2 separate regions of the Homo sapiens genome follow, and region 2 is linked to region 1. Evidence: chromatin loops called from intact Hi-C (ENCODE). Cell type or tissue: K562. All regions are shown on one strand. Each heading gives the region's core, and the rest is flanking DNA. Links, peaks and the distances in the headings are about the cores only.

Region 1 (6,195 bases), core at 1-2,500:
CCTGTCTTCCTTTTGGAGCTCCCCCTCAAGGACCCCGGGAGCCCATCCTACAGTGAGGCGGGCCGAGGCCGGCGCGCATCGAGGGGACGCGGGACTCGGCCAGCCCGCGGTAGGGCCGGGGCAAAGCGGGCGCGGGGCTCGAGGAACGCGGGGCCGCTGGGGTCCCGGGAGCCGTCCCGGCTCCCGGGGAGAGGGAGCTGGGCGCGAAGGGCTCCCGGGTCCCGGGATGGAGACTCACCTCGACTGGAGGATCAATAAGATGCCTAGGAGGACTGGAAGAACTTTGGACAACATTTCCGCGGAGACCGGCGCGACCACCTGCGCGGAGGTCGCGGCTCACGCTCTGGCCGCACTGAGCGCGGGGCGGAGGCTTTTGCTGGGCTCCAACTTTCACTCCTCCCACTCGCCCCGCCCCGTCCCGCGCTCCCCGCCCCAGGCCCGCCCCGATGGAAATCTCCGACGACGTGACGGCTGCTGCGGTGGGGAGCCGGGGAGGCTCGCGCGGGCGCGGGAAGGAGGCGGGAGCCCGGTTGCTGAGGCCCCCCGTCCCCACGCCGCCACTGCGGCGCTGCCAGACAGCCAGGGGCGGGGGAGGCGGAGGGAGGAGGCGGCGAGCCCGCGGCGCGGGGCCTGGGCGGGGGAAACTCGCGCCCCAGGCTGTGGCCGGCAGGGAGCTGCTTCAGGGACAAGATGTGGGGCTGGATGTGCTCACGCCCCAGAGGCGACCCCCTCCTGCCCGCTGGCACGCCGCGGGGTCAAACTGTGCTCTCCAGCCGTGGCTTCCTCCCCGCCACCTGTTGCACCCCATTGCTTCCCCAAGTGTCCTGGCTTCAACCTCCCTCTCTGGTTTTCCCAGCTCTCAGCCCACAATCTTCAGTCCTTCGGAATACAAGTCTTGTCGTATGAAGGAAGCCGGGTAACTCAGCACCTTCCTTGGCACCGAGAAGAAGAGAGACAGGGGTCTCCCCAGCAAGCTCTGATGTGAGGTATTCCACAGGGCAAATTCCCAGGTATTTGGGGGCAGGGAGGACCCGCCAACAGAGGACCAGGCGGAGACATTCACTGGAGAATTTTCTCTGAACCCCAAGGGGGCACTGCCACAATGTGGCTCCCGCTTTGGCCCCAGAAGCTGAGTGTGAGAGGGACCAACTGGAATAGAGGAGGCTTTGGAAACCTCCTTGAGACTGGATGGCCGAATCTTTCTGGAGACTTGGCACCAGGTGATAGCAGAAGAAGACACGAGAAGGCACAGAGGGGGAAGGGGAAGGGGCAGTGCCCCACTTCAGGGGAGACACGTCAAGAGTCTCAAGCATACTTGGACTTCATCTTCTTTCCCTAGACCCTTCTGATTTGCTTCAGAAGGAGAAGGAATGGCAAAGATTTGTGTACCAAGCTGATGCCAGACGCTGGCAGCATCCTCACCTGTTGCTCCAGAAGGGGCTGTGTGCATCCTTGAAGAGGCTTAGCTCTACCACACTCACCTACAACACCCTCTTCACCACCCCACCTCCCAAGCACATCACTCTGCTTTGTCCTCTTCACAACACTGCTCACTCATTGATGATTATCTTGGGCATTTTTTATGAGCTTGTTTACAGTGGGTCTCTCCTACTGAAGTAAGCTCAGGGACAAACACACACATGCATACACACAAAATGTGTCTGTTGGGGTCTCCACTGTATCCCTAAGACTTAGCAGAGCTCTGGGTACACAATAGGCACTCAACCAAATGTGTCACTGATTTGTGTGCAGCTGTGTGTGTCCTACTACCACTGAGTTAGTCCACTAGGACCTGGGGCTGCCTTCAGACTACGGTGCAAGACAGAAGAGACTGCAGGACATGTTTAGGCTTGCACAGCCCCTCACCCCCGCCCCCCGACACACACCGGGAAGAGCCCCATACTTTCTTTCATGCTTTGCTGCTGAAATTTTTAATAATTTTTGAACAAGTGGACCTGCATTTTTCTTTTTTCCTGGGCCCTGCAAATTATATAGCCAGTTTTGCCCTGGGCAGAAATGCCGCAGAGCAGGGAACAGGCAAACACGCGGCTTTGCTGAGGCCATGAGGAAGAGAAGGCTGCCAGTCCATCCGCCTGCCGTCCTGTCCAACACCAGACTGCTATGGAAAGGAGCATGTCTGCCCTTACTGTAGCCAGCCTGGGATTTGAAGTGTCCTGTATGCATGTCTCTTCCTCCACTGACATTGGACCTCCGGGAAATGAAGGTTTGTCTGATTTACCTGTATTCCCCTGGGTTGAGCACAGTGACCAATGACCAGTAGGCATTAATTACGTTTGCTGAATGAGCGACTGAATCCCAGGCAGACAAAGGAAGCAAGTGATTACAGCTCCCTCATCAGAGATTCCCAGGCACTTTTCTCTTACAGGTTGATATTAATCATACTTTGCCATCTTCCTTATAAACCTCATCGAAGGGATAGCTCATCCACAGGATAGCTGTGAGGATTTGTGGAGGCTACAGAATGTTATTATTATTTTGTAGTTTTTCAAGTATTTGCCACATGCTTGTCTAGGTCAGGCCATCGACTTTATGATAGAGGAATATATGGCAAGGACTCAGATGATGTCCTGGCCCTTACATATGTTTTTCAAGAGAGGAGTGGGAACTTGTGGTAAAATTAGTAAAAAATTACTATTTTTTCAAAAATTACTAACACAAGGTACAAAGTCATGAGGGCCCCAGAGTTCCCAGGAAAACACTTATGTGATCTCTAGCCTCTCAAAGCAAGAAAAGGGTATTATAGGCAGCAGAGGTGCAGAGATGGACATTCCAAATTGAGAGCCAGCCAGGGTGTTGAAACCAGCTATGTGTGGTGTTTGACAGAGAACAAGGAGGAGATTGCCTGAGGCATTTGTGAAGAGAAATTTTTGGAGATAAAGCTGGAGTGGGAGGCTGGCCAGGCAATTGCACTTTATCCTGTGGGCAACAGGGGAGTTGCAGACGAGTACCAAAAGGGTACATTGTACGTCCAAACGTTGTTTCCAAAGATCCCTCTGGTGGGGGTAGGCGGGAGAGTTTGCGGGATGGAGAGCTGGAGCCTCTTTTCTCCCAGTGAACAGGATCAGAGCCACAGGGATGGCCAGAAGAGGAGCCGCAGGAGGGAGCAACATCTAAGATGTACAACTGACAGATGGAGTTGGGGAGGAGGCAAAGGAGGGAGGTTTGTTGGAAAAGGCTCACAGGGTCTTCCCGGGTGACCAGGGTGGCAGAACAGAATAATGAAGGCAGGAGGAGGAGAAAGAGCTTTTAGTCACAGCCATGATAGCAGCTCCCTGCATTTTGCATTTCACTTTTTAAAGTTCCATTAGAAATAAACATTCTCATTTAGTGTCTAGGTACGTGTGTGTGTGTGTGTGTGCGTGTGTGTGTGTGCATGTGTGTGGGTGCACACCCCTCTCCCTGGCTGTTTGTACTTCAGATGTGCTTCTCTTCAACTAGATATTCAAGCTGAATATAAACAAAACTGTTAATACAGCAGCTGTGTTTTCATAACTAAACCAAACTACCCATTGATTGGAATAGCAGTGAGCAACCCCCTTGTCAGTTGTGAATTATCAAATTAAATAACCAACAGCAAACCACCATGTGACCTACTATATATGTGATTTAGGGACAAAACCAGAGTTGCTGGTCATAAAGTCTGTGTGTTCATGCCCTAGCATGGCCTAAACTGTAGCACATGCACACATGCTTTTCTTATTAGCTCAAGGAAAAAATACCAGCCCAGACAAATCTTACATGGCTCTTAGCTTGTTAAGTACCTGGGCTTGCAGCAAGACCGAGATGCCAGGGACACTGGGGAAAGCACCTAGAGAAAGAACTATGTACAGGGCTAAGCCAAGTGCAGAAGTGGATGAAGGAGCAAGCAGGGGACAACCAGGCTTCAAAGCAGATAGACTAACAATGGAGGCAGAGGCAGTACAGGGTAGTGACCAGACCTCTGTGCTCCACTGCACACAGGGCACAGGTTGAATTTCAGATCATCCCCTAACTACTGGCTAAATGACTAGGAGCAAGTTCCTTAAAGCCCCTGAACCTCACATTACTCACTTGTCAAATGGAAATTATAATACTTCCCACCTCACGTGGCACCTGTGATGATTCAATGGCAAAGACCAGGTAAAGCAGTTAGCACCATGTCTGGCACATGGTCAGTACTCAACAAAGCTTACCTGCCATTCTCAACATTACTATTATTAGCTAATAACTGATAAATGACAGCGCAGGCACACCTGGTATCCTTGAGGTCTTGAGTAACACCAGGAAGTATCTGGCCAAAGAGCAAGACCTCAGCCCTAGACATACACTGCAGAGCAAGGGCTCATGTCCCAAGGCGGTTGAAATGCTGTGGACAAAACAGGATTCCAGACCTCAGGAAACTGGACCACTGTGAGCACTGCAGGCTGGTGGCACCAGGCTATAAGGGAGGAGAGAGGCATGACTGGGGATGGAGATTGCCTGGCACATGGGTGGCATTCAAGACCATGGAACTGGATGCAGTCACCCAGGGAGAGATAAACAGGCTTAAGCTTGAGTCCTGAGAGGGGTGTCAGAGAAGCCAACACAAGGGAGGGCATTTCTTGTAGGCTGGTGGTTTTAATCATGTGCTAATAAGTCAAGGACTGAATGGTGTCCAGTGGATGACTCAACAAGGAGGTTATTGGTAAGCTTCGGGCAGGGGCTGATCCTCAACACAGAGTTGAGGGGGGGTGTGAGATGGACAGGTAAGAGAAAAGAGCGTATGACTGTAGACAGCTTGCTTGAGAAGTGGCTCGAAAGCAGTGAGAACTGTGACTGTCTCCCACACCAAATACAGGGAGAGAGGCTTAGTGCAGGGGCCATGTCTGATTCTGCTCTGGGCTAGAGGGTTTTAGAGAAGGAGAGGAAGAGATTTAAGGAGAATTCCCATAATGCTGGCAAATGATGTTGGTTGAGAATATTGAGATCTGGAAAGTGTCTGCTCTGAGGGGTGAATGTGTGAGGAGGATGTGAAATCAGCAGGTATAGACAACTCCTCAGGAAGCTCAACATGAAGGAAGACACAGCTAGAGGGAGGCAAATATTTGAAGCATTTTGATTTTTGTGTTTTACAGATGCATGAGACAGAAACATGTTTATAGGCTGAGAGGGAGAAGCCAATTGAAGGGGAGAGGGTGGAAAGCCTTCATGAAGCAGGTGTGTATGGTCAGAGCCCAGTGGGGAGAATTGGCTGCTAGTGGAGGATGAATGCTTCTTCCTCAGAGGAGGGAAGGACAGAAGGAGAGGAGAGGACACAAACAGACTCATTCATTCATTCAACTAATATATGTTACTATGTGCCAGGTACTAGCCTAGGTGCTAAAGATCATAGTGATGAGAAAAGCAAATTGAAAGCCTTGTTCTTGTGAGGCATACATCCCAGAGAAATGAGACAGACCTCAAATAATAAATATAAGGAACAGACAAGTTACTTATATTTATACAGCACATTAGAAGGTAATAAATGGTTTGGAGAAAAATAAGCAGAATCTGATAAGTAGGATTCGGAGTGCTATGGGGGGATAATTTTAAATAGGGTGCTCAGGCAGAGCATCACTGAGAAGGTGATGTTTGGGGAAAGAGTGTTCTAGTAAGAATCAAGAAAAAGTGAAAATTATTAACATGTTCCAGGCCCAACAAGAAAGTCAGTGTGGCTGGAATAGAGTGAAGAAAGAGGAAGTAGCAGGAGATGAGGTTAGAGAGAAAACAAGATTGAGCTGGAAAATCATGGAGTGTCATGTAGCCATTGGAAGAAGTTAACTTTTCTTCTGATTGAAAGTGGGAGTCACTGGGAGAGTTATGAGAAGAGGAGTGACACAATTTGAATTACTTTTTTAAAGGACCACTTCCCTTAGAATAAATTGATGATGGTGAAGATAAAAACAGAGGGGCTAATTAAGGGGCAACTGCAGCAATTGCAAAAGAGATGATGGTCACAGTGGAGATAGTGAGAGGTATTCAGACTTTGGCTCTATTTTGAAAATGGAGTCAATAAGATTTCCTGCCAAATTATATGAAGTGTGAAAGAAAGAGAGACGTCAAGGATGGCTCCAGAATGGTAGAACTACCAACAGCTGAAATGGGGAAGGCTATGGATAGAACAGGTTTTTGTTTGTTTGCTTGTTTGTTTGTTTGTTTGTTTTTTCTGCTGTTTTG
Region 2 (10,490 bases), core at 3,946-6,445, 150 kb after region 1:
TTTTTTATCTTAGACATTCTAATAGGTGTATAGTGGTTTCTCATTTTAGTACACAATTCTCTAATGACAAAAGACGTCCAGGACTTTTACTATGCTTATTTGCCATCTGTATATCTTCTTTGGTGTACTGTCTGTTCAGATCTTCAACTATTTTCGTTTATTTTCTATTGTTGAGTTTTAAGAAGTTGTGTATATTGTAGAGACAAGTTCTTTATCACATATGTGTGCTACAGATGTTTTCTGCTAGTCTGTAGCTTCTGTTTTTATTCTGTTAACTCTGTTTTTTGAAGAGCATAAGATTTTTATTTTAATAAAATCCAACTTGGCTAATTTTTCCTTCATTGATGATACTTTTGGTGCTGAATTTTAAAACTCATCATCAAACTCAAATTTGTGTAGATTTTCTCTTACGCTTTCTTCTAGAAGTTGTATGGTTTTTGCATTTTGCATTAGATCTATGACGTATTTTGAGTTGATCTTGTGAAATTTTTAAGGATATGTCTAGGTTATTATTATTATTATTATTATTATTTGTGTCTAGATGTCCAATTGTTCAGGCACCACTTGTTGGAAAAAACTATACTTTTACCATTATTGCCTTTGTTGCAATTCACCTGACTATATGTGTGCCAGTCTGTTTCTGAGCTCTATTCTGTTTTATTAATCTATGTGTTTATTCTTTGCTAATGGTTATGTCCTCTACCGCATTCATATTTTGAATCCCTCAGCTCCAGGGTGTCTGTATTTGGAGATGGGGCCTCTAAGGAAGTAATTAATATTGAAAGAGGTCATAAGGGTGGGGCCTTGATCCCATAAGATTAGTGTGGTTATAAGGGAAGCAAGAAAGCACTCTTGTGCTTGCATGAGTTCTCTCTCTCTCTCTCTCACCCTCTCCCTCCCTCTCTCTCTCACTCTCTCCCTCCCTCTCTCTCTCTCTCCCTCCCTCCCTCCCTCCTTCCCTTTCTCCCTCCCTCCTTCCCTTTCTCCCTCTCTCCATGCACATGCACAGATGAAAGGACAAGAATGAACATAATGAGAATGGGCCATCTACAAGCTGGGAATAAGAAACTGACCCTCCAGTCCTTTATCTGTGACTTTTAGTCTCCAAAACTGTGAAAAAAAATAATTTCTGTTGTTTCAGCTAAATAATCCATGCCATTTTGTTATGGAAGCCAAAGCTGACTAAAACATAACCACAGGTTATAAAACTTTTCTTCTGTTTTCTCCTAGAAAAAAAGTATTTTTGACATTTAGGGCTATGATTCATTTTGAGTTACATTTTTGTATGGGGCAAGGTATGTGCAATGGTTAGTTTTATGTGTTAGCTTTTCTAGGCTATAGTACTCAGTTGTGTGGTCAAACACTAGCCTAGCTGTTGCTGTGAAGGTATTTTGTACATGTGATCAACATTTACAATCGATTTTAAGTAAAGCAGTTTACCTCCATAACGTGGGTGCGCCTCATCCAATCAGTTGAAGGTCTTAAAAGACCGAGGTTTCCTGGAGAAGGAATTCTACCACAAGATTGGAACGTAAAAACGCTGTGTCAGTTTCTAGCCTGCTGCCCTGTCCTACAGATTTTGGATGTATCAGACCTCATAGTCACCTGAGACAATTCCTTAAAATATCTTTCTTTCTCTCTCTCCCTTTATAGATAGATAGATAGAGTATGGATTGAAATTTAGTTTTGCATATGGATATCCAATTGTTTCAGATCAAATTGTTGAATATACTATCATTTCTTTCCTCTAATCTTCATTTGCATCTTTATCAATAATTAGTTGTCTATATATACATATACATGTGGATCCACTCCTGGACTTTATTCTCTTCCATTGATATACTGCTATAATTATGACAGTTCCACACTATACTGATCATTGCGAGTTTATAAGCCTTGAAATGAAGTAGGGTAACTCCCCCAACTTTGTTCTATTTTTTAGTTTTCTTTGACTATTCTAGGGCCTTTGCACATCTATATGAATGTTAGAGTCAGTCTCTCAATTTATATTTTAAAAATCCTGGAATTTTGATTTTTATTGCATTGAATATGTCAAAAACTTTGAGGGCAAATGACATCTTAATATTCAGTCTTTTGACTCATGAATAAAGTGTATGTCTCTGTTTACTTAGATTCTAATTAAATTTATCTCTCTAATGTTTTATAGTTTTCAATGGATAGATCTTATACATCTTCTGTCATATTTATCCATTTAATATTTATTGTCTAATGCTATTTTAAATTGCATTGTTTTTGTCTCAGTTGCCAATTGCTCATTGCTAGTGTAAAAACACAAGTATAATGATCTATATCCAGCAACATTGCTAAACTCTTATTAGTTTTAGAAGCATTTTTTTGATAGATAGAATTGTCCGTATATACTCTTATTTTCTGTAAATAAAGACAGTTTTATTTGTCCCTTTCCAATACGAAGGCCTTTTAAAAAAACTTATTACACTGGACAGAACCTCAGGCACGTTGTTGAACTATTCTTCTCAACACCACCCTTTTCCATGAACTCGTCAGTCTTAGGTTTTAGTTTCCTACATGCAAATATCCTGCGTAATTTCTGGCATGAAAATCTGCCTCATTCACTCTACACTGTTAAAATCCAAGCCTGGGTACCACATCTACTGAGATGAGCATAACCCTACAGTTGAAACAAGACACATAAGATGTCCAGTGGAGCAAATGTATTCACTGGAGTTTGACAGCCTGAATGCAGTGATTTCAGACTGGGGAAAACTGAAACCCCAGGAGACTTCTGTGGACACTTTTCCATTGGTAGGATGGGAAAGTTCCTTGGTGGTATCCAAGTGAGTGGTCTTCAAGATGCATAAGAGAAATTTTTAGGAGTGAAGTAGGATGATTCACATCTACACATATATTTAAATACAGTCAGATTACCTCGGAGAGATTTCCGGTAAGATGTACAAAAACTAGATAATGGTGGGAGAAAACAGAAGGAAGCACTGAAGTGGGGTGACTTTGGGAAAAGGCTTAGAGGAAATACTCTCTCCCTGCCATGTGACCCACCCAAGTTGAACATGGGAGGAAAGGAGCACCGCTACTCAGTTTGGGAAAGCTCTTTAGGAGTGCTAAAGAAATGTCCCCTTTTTCTTCAATCAGAGCATCCTGGCTTTGTCATCAGACTCCCCTCTTCCCTCTCTCCATACCCCTTCCCCCCTCCCACTCACGACAATGTCCTTATAGTGCTTTGTGATGTCTAAGCCCCTCACCCCTCAGAGCCACCATTGGCTGGGTAGTGGCTTGCTGATCCATCAAAGCTCACAGGTATGGCTTTATTGTCACGGTGGAAGGGGGTGTATATATAGGGAGGCCAGGAGGCATGGAGTAGACGATTGAGAGACACTGACATGGTGAAGATGACCAGGAAACCACAAACCTCCAGCCCAGGTGTCAAAGAACAACCACCTGCCAACACCAAAGGGGCAAGGAACAGGAAGGCCCCCTGTCAAACTAAGTCTATAAGTCCTATCAAGGTGAGAGAAGCTCCTCTTAGTCTTCCCCTTGACTCCTCCCTCCCAAGACTCCTACCCTGTCCTACCCTACCCCCACCTCAGCCAGTACCTCTTCTCCTGAAGCCCCTGTTCCCACCCCTCCTCCATTCTCTTCCCCAAAATCAGTCCCCTTCTGTGATCTCCCTGTTGTCCTTTCAGGTTCCTAAGACAACCAGGAAGGGAAAAGGAAACCTTTTAGGGAATTCCAGAAAAAAAAAAAACAACTCTCCCAAAAAAGATCTCTGCTTCAAGAAAACCTGAGGAAGGAAGCGAGCCAAAACTATCCAGCCCCTGTGACCAGCTGAATGAGGAACTTAATCAAAATTAGCCACAGCAGGACCAAAGCAAGGAGACCTCCAACATCCCTAGTGTCTCCCCGGGCAGCCAGTAATTTCAGGGCAAGACCAGAGAACTCAGATTTACCTGAAAAGTCTCCAGAGGTCTAACCCCAAATAAATAGCCAACAGGGTCTAGAGTACGTTTTACACCCCACAGGGTACACCCCACGGTGATCAAAATAAAAAGAACCTGTTGTAAAATGGGGTGTGTGTGTGTGTGTGTGTGTGTGTGTGTGTGTGTGTGTGTGTGTTCTAGGATGGTGGGGAGGGAGGAAGGAGGGGAGAGGTGGGAGTTTGGGAAGGGAGGAAGGTGGGATCCTCTTCAATTTCTTTAAATTCAACTTGCTCTTCTTTCTTTAGTTTCCTAGAGTGAAAGTTTTGGTTATTGATTTTATATTTTATTTTCTAATATAAATATTTAAAATATGCTATACATTTTTCCCAAGGACTACTTTAGCTGAATCCCTCAAATTTTTGTATGTATATTTTTATTTTCATTCAATGTAATGTATATTCTAAAATTATCCTAAGAATCCCTCTTTGATCCATAGATTACTTAGGAGCATATTTTAAAATTTACAACATTTGAGCATTTTTCAGTTATCTTTGTGTTTGATTTTGAGCTTAACTACATTATGGTCTTCAAGAAGCATCTTAAAGAATATGCTTTTTATTATTTCTAATATTTTCAATTTGTAAGGTTTGTTTTATGGCCCAGAATACCATCTAGCTTGGTAAATATTTTATGCACACTTGAGAGGAATGTTTATTCTGCTATAGTTGGATGCGGTGTTTTTGTTTGTTTGTTTGTTTGTTTGTTTTTAATTTTAATCAGGTAATCTATATCCTTCCTGGTTTCCTGCTTACTTTTTCTCTGAAATACTGAGAAACAATTCAGAGAGTTTTGACAAATATATAGTCCCATGAAATCACAACCACAGTGAAGGCGCAAAATATATTCATCATCCCCAAAAGTTTCTTCCTGTGCTTTTGCAGTAAAACCACTCCTTCAGTAGAAGTGACCTGAGGTGAGCAGAAGTGAGCATCTGCCAACCATGAGCACTTTCCCTATTAACAAAGGCAGGTGGGCACAGAAAGTGGCAGTTGCTTTCACACACAGGCAGCATTGAGGAAGAAAATCAGATCAATAGTGTCATAGAAGGCCAGCTTACTGGCCTGGTCATAGGCTGTCCCTCCCTTTCTTGTGTAAGGCCTGCCTCCAAGTCTGGCTCTGCCTTCCTGGCCTCCCTGGCTCAAATGAGTGACTCATACCACCTCACCATCTCCCCTACATCCCCCACATACTGGATTAAGGGCCTTATCACTTTGTTTTGTTACCTCATGTTTCCTCAGCATGTATTCAACAAAAGTTTGCTGGATGAATGAATGAATGAATGAATGAAATTACCAGGCATGAGAATTCACTGATTCAAAGTGTGGAGCCTGCCCCTGTGTGGGCCTCCTGCCTCCATGAAGAAACCCACAGTTCCCTTACCTGTGCTTGCTTCATTTCAGAATTCTTGTGGAAAATACCACGACAGGGTCACTGCAGACTCCTTCTCCTCAGGCCCAAACAGTGTCTTGGAGGTGAGGATGCTCCCAACAGGATAGTGCATGATGCTTTTTGTGGGGAAAAGAAAGAGAGATCAAATTGTTACTGTGTCTGTGTAGAAAGAAGTAGACATAGGAGACTCCATTTTGTTCCGTACTAAGAAAAATTCTTCTGCCTTGGGATGCTGTTAATCTATAACCTTACCCCCAGCCCCGTGCTCTCTGAAACATGTGCTGTGTCCACTCAGGGTTAAATGGATTAAGGGCGGTGCAAGATGTGCTTTGTTAAACAAATGCTTGAAGGCAGCATGCAGGTTAAGAGTCATCACCACTCCCTAATCTCAAGTACCCAGGAACACAAACAGTGCGGAAGGCTGCAGGGACCTCTGCCTAGGAAAGCCAGGTATTGTCCAAGGATTCTCCCCATGTGATAGTCTGAAATATGGCCTCGTGGGAAGGGAAAGACCTGACCATCCCCCAGCCCGACACCCGTAAAGGGTCTGTGCTGAGGAGGATTAGTATAAGAGGAAGGAATGCCTCTTTGCAGTTGAGACAAGAAGAAGGCATCTGTCTCCTGCCTGTCCCTGGGCAATGGAATGTCTCGGTATAAAACCCGATTGTATTTTCCATCTACTGAGATAGGGGAAAACTGCCTTAGGGCTGGAGTTGGAACATGCGGGCAGCAATACTGCTCTTTAAGGCATTGAGATGTTTATGTGTATGCATATCTAAAGCACAGCACTTAATTCTTTACCTTGTCTATGATGCAGAGACCTTTGTTCAGGTGTTTATCTGCTGACCTCTCCACTATTGTCCTATGACCCTGCCACATCCTCCTCTCTGAGAAACACTCAAGAATGATCAATAAATACTAAGGGAACTCAGAGGCCTGCGGGATCCTCCATATGCTGAACGCTGGTCCCCTGGGCCCCCTTATTTCTTTCTCTATACTTTGTCTCTGTGTCTTTTTCTTTTCCAAGTCTCTCGTTCCACCTAACGAGAAACACCCACAGGTGTGGAGGGGCAACCCACCCCTTCAGCTTTTTGCATTGCATCCCACATGTTCTGTCAGTTTAACAATGAAGGGTGCCATCTTCACAGGGTTTCCATCCAACTTGCCCATGTCCACACCTTTGGCCAGCCCTCTACCCCAGACAGTGTCTGGTGGCAACACAGGCCAGTGATTGCAGTCCCAAGACACCTGTCCCCTTGTATGCCAAGAGCTCAGAAGACACAGGAGGCCATCTGAGTCAGGGACACCAGCTGGATCATTTTCAAGGCATGTCCACACAAGCCCTTCATCTGCAGAGTCTGAGCTGATTAGTCCCAGGTCACTTTTCCTCCAATTTCCCCTCCATGCAGCCCCACTACCACCTTCCACTGATCATTGGCATTCCTGGTGAGTCTCAGCTGTTGATCATCAGTCAGCAACCCACACACATAGCCCAACCTCTATGGAGGTTCCCCAGGGGATAATTCATCAGCTCAAGTAGGCATAAAGACAGGTCCCAGCCCTGGGATGCTGGCAAGGGTGCACAGGACCACTGGAGTGGTCAAGAGAGGTAGCTCACCCAGAATGATGCAGGGAGCCAGCCATACTCTTCCTGACAGAGGGAGGGGAATCTTGAATGAGCATAAGGTGTCCAACATGCCGCTGATGCATTCAGCCAACAGGCCTGCCCATTCAGATCACACAGCCACATCCTGTTGATGATGATAGTGTCCAGATTTCTCAAGCCTATCCCTGTTTGTTGCCGTGTCCTCCTTCACCACTTCCCACTTCTCTCCCTCAGGTCTCTGCCCCCACCGGGCTGAAATCTGGATTCAGAGCTCTCAGTGGCAGCCTGCCTGGGGCTCTGTGGACTTGATTTCACATGTGGTCTCTCTCGTGGACTCTGGTAATTGCTCTTCCCTGCATCCTCCTAATGCCCCTTGCCAGCCGAGGGTGTCCTGTCTGCTCTCCTTCCCCGGCTCCTGACTAAATCCTTTGAAAGCAGAGGAGAAGTTGAAAGGCCCTTTCAACATAAATTTCTACATAAATTTGACTTTGGGCACTGATATTTAGACATCTGCTATAAGAGAGATTTCCAGGAATGGGACAGAACACTCAGAGTACTTCTGCAGAGTGTAGGCATGCTCTGTGTCACAGGGTGAGCAGGCGATTCTAGGCTTCTCTACTGTGTTCTGGGCACAGCCTTTAGCAGAGACCACAGTGACAAGCTAGGCAGCAATCCAAGTTCCAGATTTGGGTAGGAGGGAACACTGGGGACAACCAGGGGAAGGGTGCTGTAATGTGGGGAAGTGCTGGCTCTGAACAGAAATGCCAGCTCCTGGGTACAGTCAGCTCTCAAGGAACCCTGGGGATTGACACAGTAGGTCCCTGGATTAATAAGGTCCACAGGCCACCCTGAAATGGTGTTTGATTCTCATTGTCACCTTCTCTAGGCCTACGACTGCTACCTTGGCCTCAGAGTCCCTATTTTTGTCACCTGAGAGACATGGTACAGTGCTGAGAAGAGAAATGAAGTACTATTCAAGAGGTCGGCCTCAGGCTGGGAGGAGTGGGAACAGCATGGGCTCTACAGGAATTCAGACCCACCAGGAGTCTGGTTCCAGCCCTATTCCTTACTAGCCATGTGATTCTGGGAAATGCCCAAGTCCTGTGAGCCTTGGGTTCTTTATCTGTGAAGCAGGTGTGATAAGCCCTGTCCATTAGGACTACTGGAGTGTGTGCAATATAAGTGAAGAACCTGGCTCAGGGCCTGGCATAGTTAGAAGTTTAATGAATGGCAGATGGCTGTTATTTCTAATATTATTTGACCTCAGACCCCACCACAGTCTTCTCTGGAATTTTTGTCATTGTTATCCAGTACATCTCAGAATATGCAGCTCAGTGGAACATGGAATCCCAAATCAGTCACAAATGTTGCTTCACATATAAAACTCAGTAAATTTTCCCTCTTAGAGGATATATTTTCAACATTTCATGTGCAGGAGTTTCTCCCTGCTGGATGCTGCTCAAAGTTCATGGAATTTGAGTCAAGTATCAACTCCTTCCCTCTCTCCAAGGTTCTTTTCCATCCAAATCATGATTTTCATTCATTTCATCACCACTCAAAATCTAGCCCTTGCTTAGTGTTGTTCAAATTACACTAAAAATAACCCAATTAAAATGTTTCTCTAATGGAGTCAGCTAACTTCTAGGCATCAATTCATAGGCTTATTTATTATGAGATCCTTATCTCTCAGGAGACCCTTGCATATGATGGGTATCTATCACCTAGTTATTTTTTTAATTTAATTAGGAGTTCAACTGCACTGAGACAAGAGTGCAGAACACCTTCCATTCCTGCCCCAGGTGGACTCCTCTCTGTTCATCCACCACCCAAAAGGAACTGCTCAGAGCAGTTTTACATCCCAGGATTTGCTCTGTCAACTATGTGAGGCTCTGACCCTGGCACCACCCAGCTTCTTTGGATTCATCTTCACCAGAAGGAACTGCAGTTTCTCAAAGCCCCAAAAGTCCTGGCTCAGAGGATGTACGTGACCACTCTCACCTACAGCCCAATACCCTCACCCCGTCTTACTTTTCTTCTGGGTCTTAGAGGACATCTTGCCACCTTGTTACTTGACTGCAGCCCCTAGACTCTACCACCCTATGGGTAAAGGTGGTTCTGGCTTAACATTTCCACTACAGACCCAGGGCCTTCCACAGACCAGATGCTCAGTGGATGTTTGGGGAAAAAATGCACTAGTGAGCAAAGGTTTCATTTATTACAGTTTAATTTCGACTTAACAAGATCCAGGGATATAACTTTTAATTTTGCAGGATGATAAACTAAAAATAATAAAGAAATAAAAATACTAACACTTAAAATTATTTTCTCTATTTTACTATTTTTTTCATATTTCCAAGAAAATTACTATTCCAATTCCATGTTATTTTATTACAGATTACAAATATGATGGAAGGGTTCCCAATTTGTTTTACAAAATAGCAAAACTGTTTCTTAAACTGGATAAACAGAAACGAACGTGTGACCTTAGATTCTGAAGCTCATAAACATTCTAGTAAAAGTAACAACATTTTAAAATACCAAGAAGAGGCTGGGTGCAGTGGCTCACACCTGTTATCCCAGCACTTTGGGAGGCTGAGGCGGGCAGATTACCTGAGGTCAGGAGTTTGAGACCAGCCTGGCCAACATGGTGAAACCCCATCTCTACTAAAAAATACAAAATTAGCCGGGTATGGTGGTGCACACTTGTAATCCCAGCTACTCAGGAGACTGAGGCAGGAGAATCGCTTGAACCCAGGAGGCGGAAGTTGCAGTGAGCCGAGACTGCACCACTGCACTCCTGCCAGAGCAATAGAGTGAGACTTTGTTAAAAAAAAAAAAAGAAGAAGAAGAAAAAGAAAATAAAATACCAAGAAGAAAAGAAAAGAAGTCCCCAGGTTATCCAAAGAAAACAGTAAGACAAAGATGTTATGCACTGTATTTTCCTCAGCCTCAGCCTGGCCCTCCACCACATACATCATTGATTTCCATTCTCATTTGTTTTCATAAATTAAAAAAAAACAAAAACATAAACAAAAACTGACATGTAATTGTAGATATTTATGAGGTACAATTTGATGTTCTGATTCATGTATATGTAGTATAATGATCAAATCAGGTAGTGTATCCATCACCTCATGCATTTATCATTTCTTTTTGGTGACAATATTGAAAAGCCTTCCTTCTAGCTGTTTTGTAATATACAATATCTTAATGTTAACTATAGTCATCCTACTGTGCAATAGAACACTAGAACTTATTCCTCCTATTTAATTGTAATGTAACTACTGCTCTACTCTCTACTTCCATGATACCAACTTTTTTTTTTTTTTTTTTTAGATTCCACATATGAGTAAAATCATGTGGTATTTGACTTGCCTTTTAAAACACAGTGAAGAATCTGTCTTACTTTATTCAGGGTAGGAGAAGCTACCTGTAGCGCTAGAACTTGCACTGGCCATGGCAGTAGTATCATCTGTGGTGGCAATTCTGTCCTGGGCTCTCTCTTCCTCATCTTTCAAAGC

Evidence for each region. Hi-C counts contacts between places; a loop is a spot of excess contacts. Peaks named below come from ENCODE experiments on the same cell type or tissue, not always from the same donor. Only the 100,000 strongest peaks of a DNase experiment are listed, where the experiment ranks them.
Region 2: it touches region 1 in a loop (2.7-fold over the local background); 1 of 110 quality-filtered maps calls a loop at or near these places.

The regions. Positions count from the first base shown.
Region 1 is chrX:151,974,332-151,980,526 of GRCh38, forward strand. It overlaps GABRE (gamma-aminobutyric acid type A receptor subunit epsilon), which reads right to left and starts at 345. Exons shown (of 9, transcript NM_004961.4): 1 at 239-345. The coding sequence starts at 294. In K562, for the core only: a CTCF peak has its summit at 1,086 (motif pointing right); DNase peaks (open chromatin) are centred at 480 and 1,080; H3K4me3 peaks cover 2,044 bases.
Region 2 is chrX:152,124,135-152,134,624 of GRCh38, forward strand. LOC100533997 (MAGEA10-MAGEA5 readthrough) reads right to left here. Exons shown (of 4, transcript NM_001204811.3): 2 at 5,355-5,479. It overlaps LOC105373369 (a long non-coding RNA gene), which reads left to right. Exons shown (of 8, transcript XR_007068347.1): 8 at 1-4,060. MAGEA10 (MAGE family member A10) reads right to left here. Exons shown (of 4, transcript NM_021048.5): 4 at 9,176-10,490. The coding sequence ends at 10,377. Among named protein-coding and RNA genes, the nearest start is that of MAGEA10, 9.2 kb to the right of the region's middle. RefSeq lists an enhancer at 4,667-5,866. In K562, for the core only: no CTCF peak of the experiment used is centred there; a DNase peak (open chromatin) is centred at 5,127.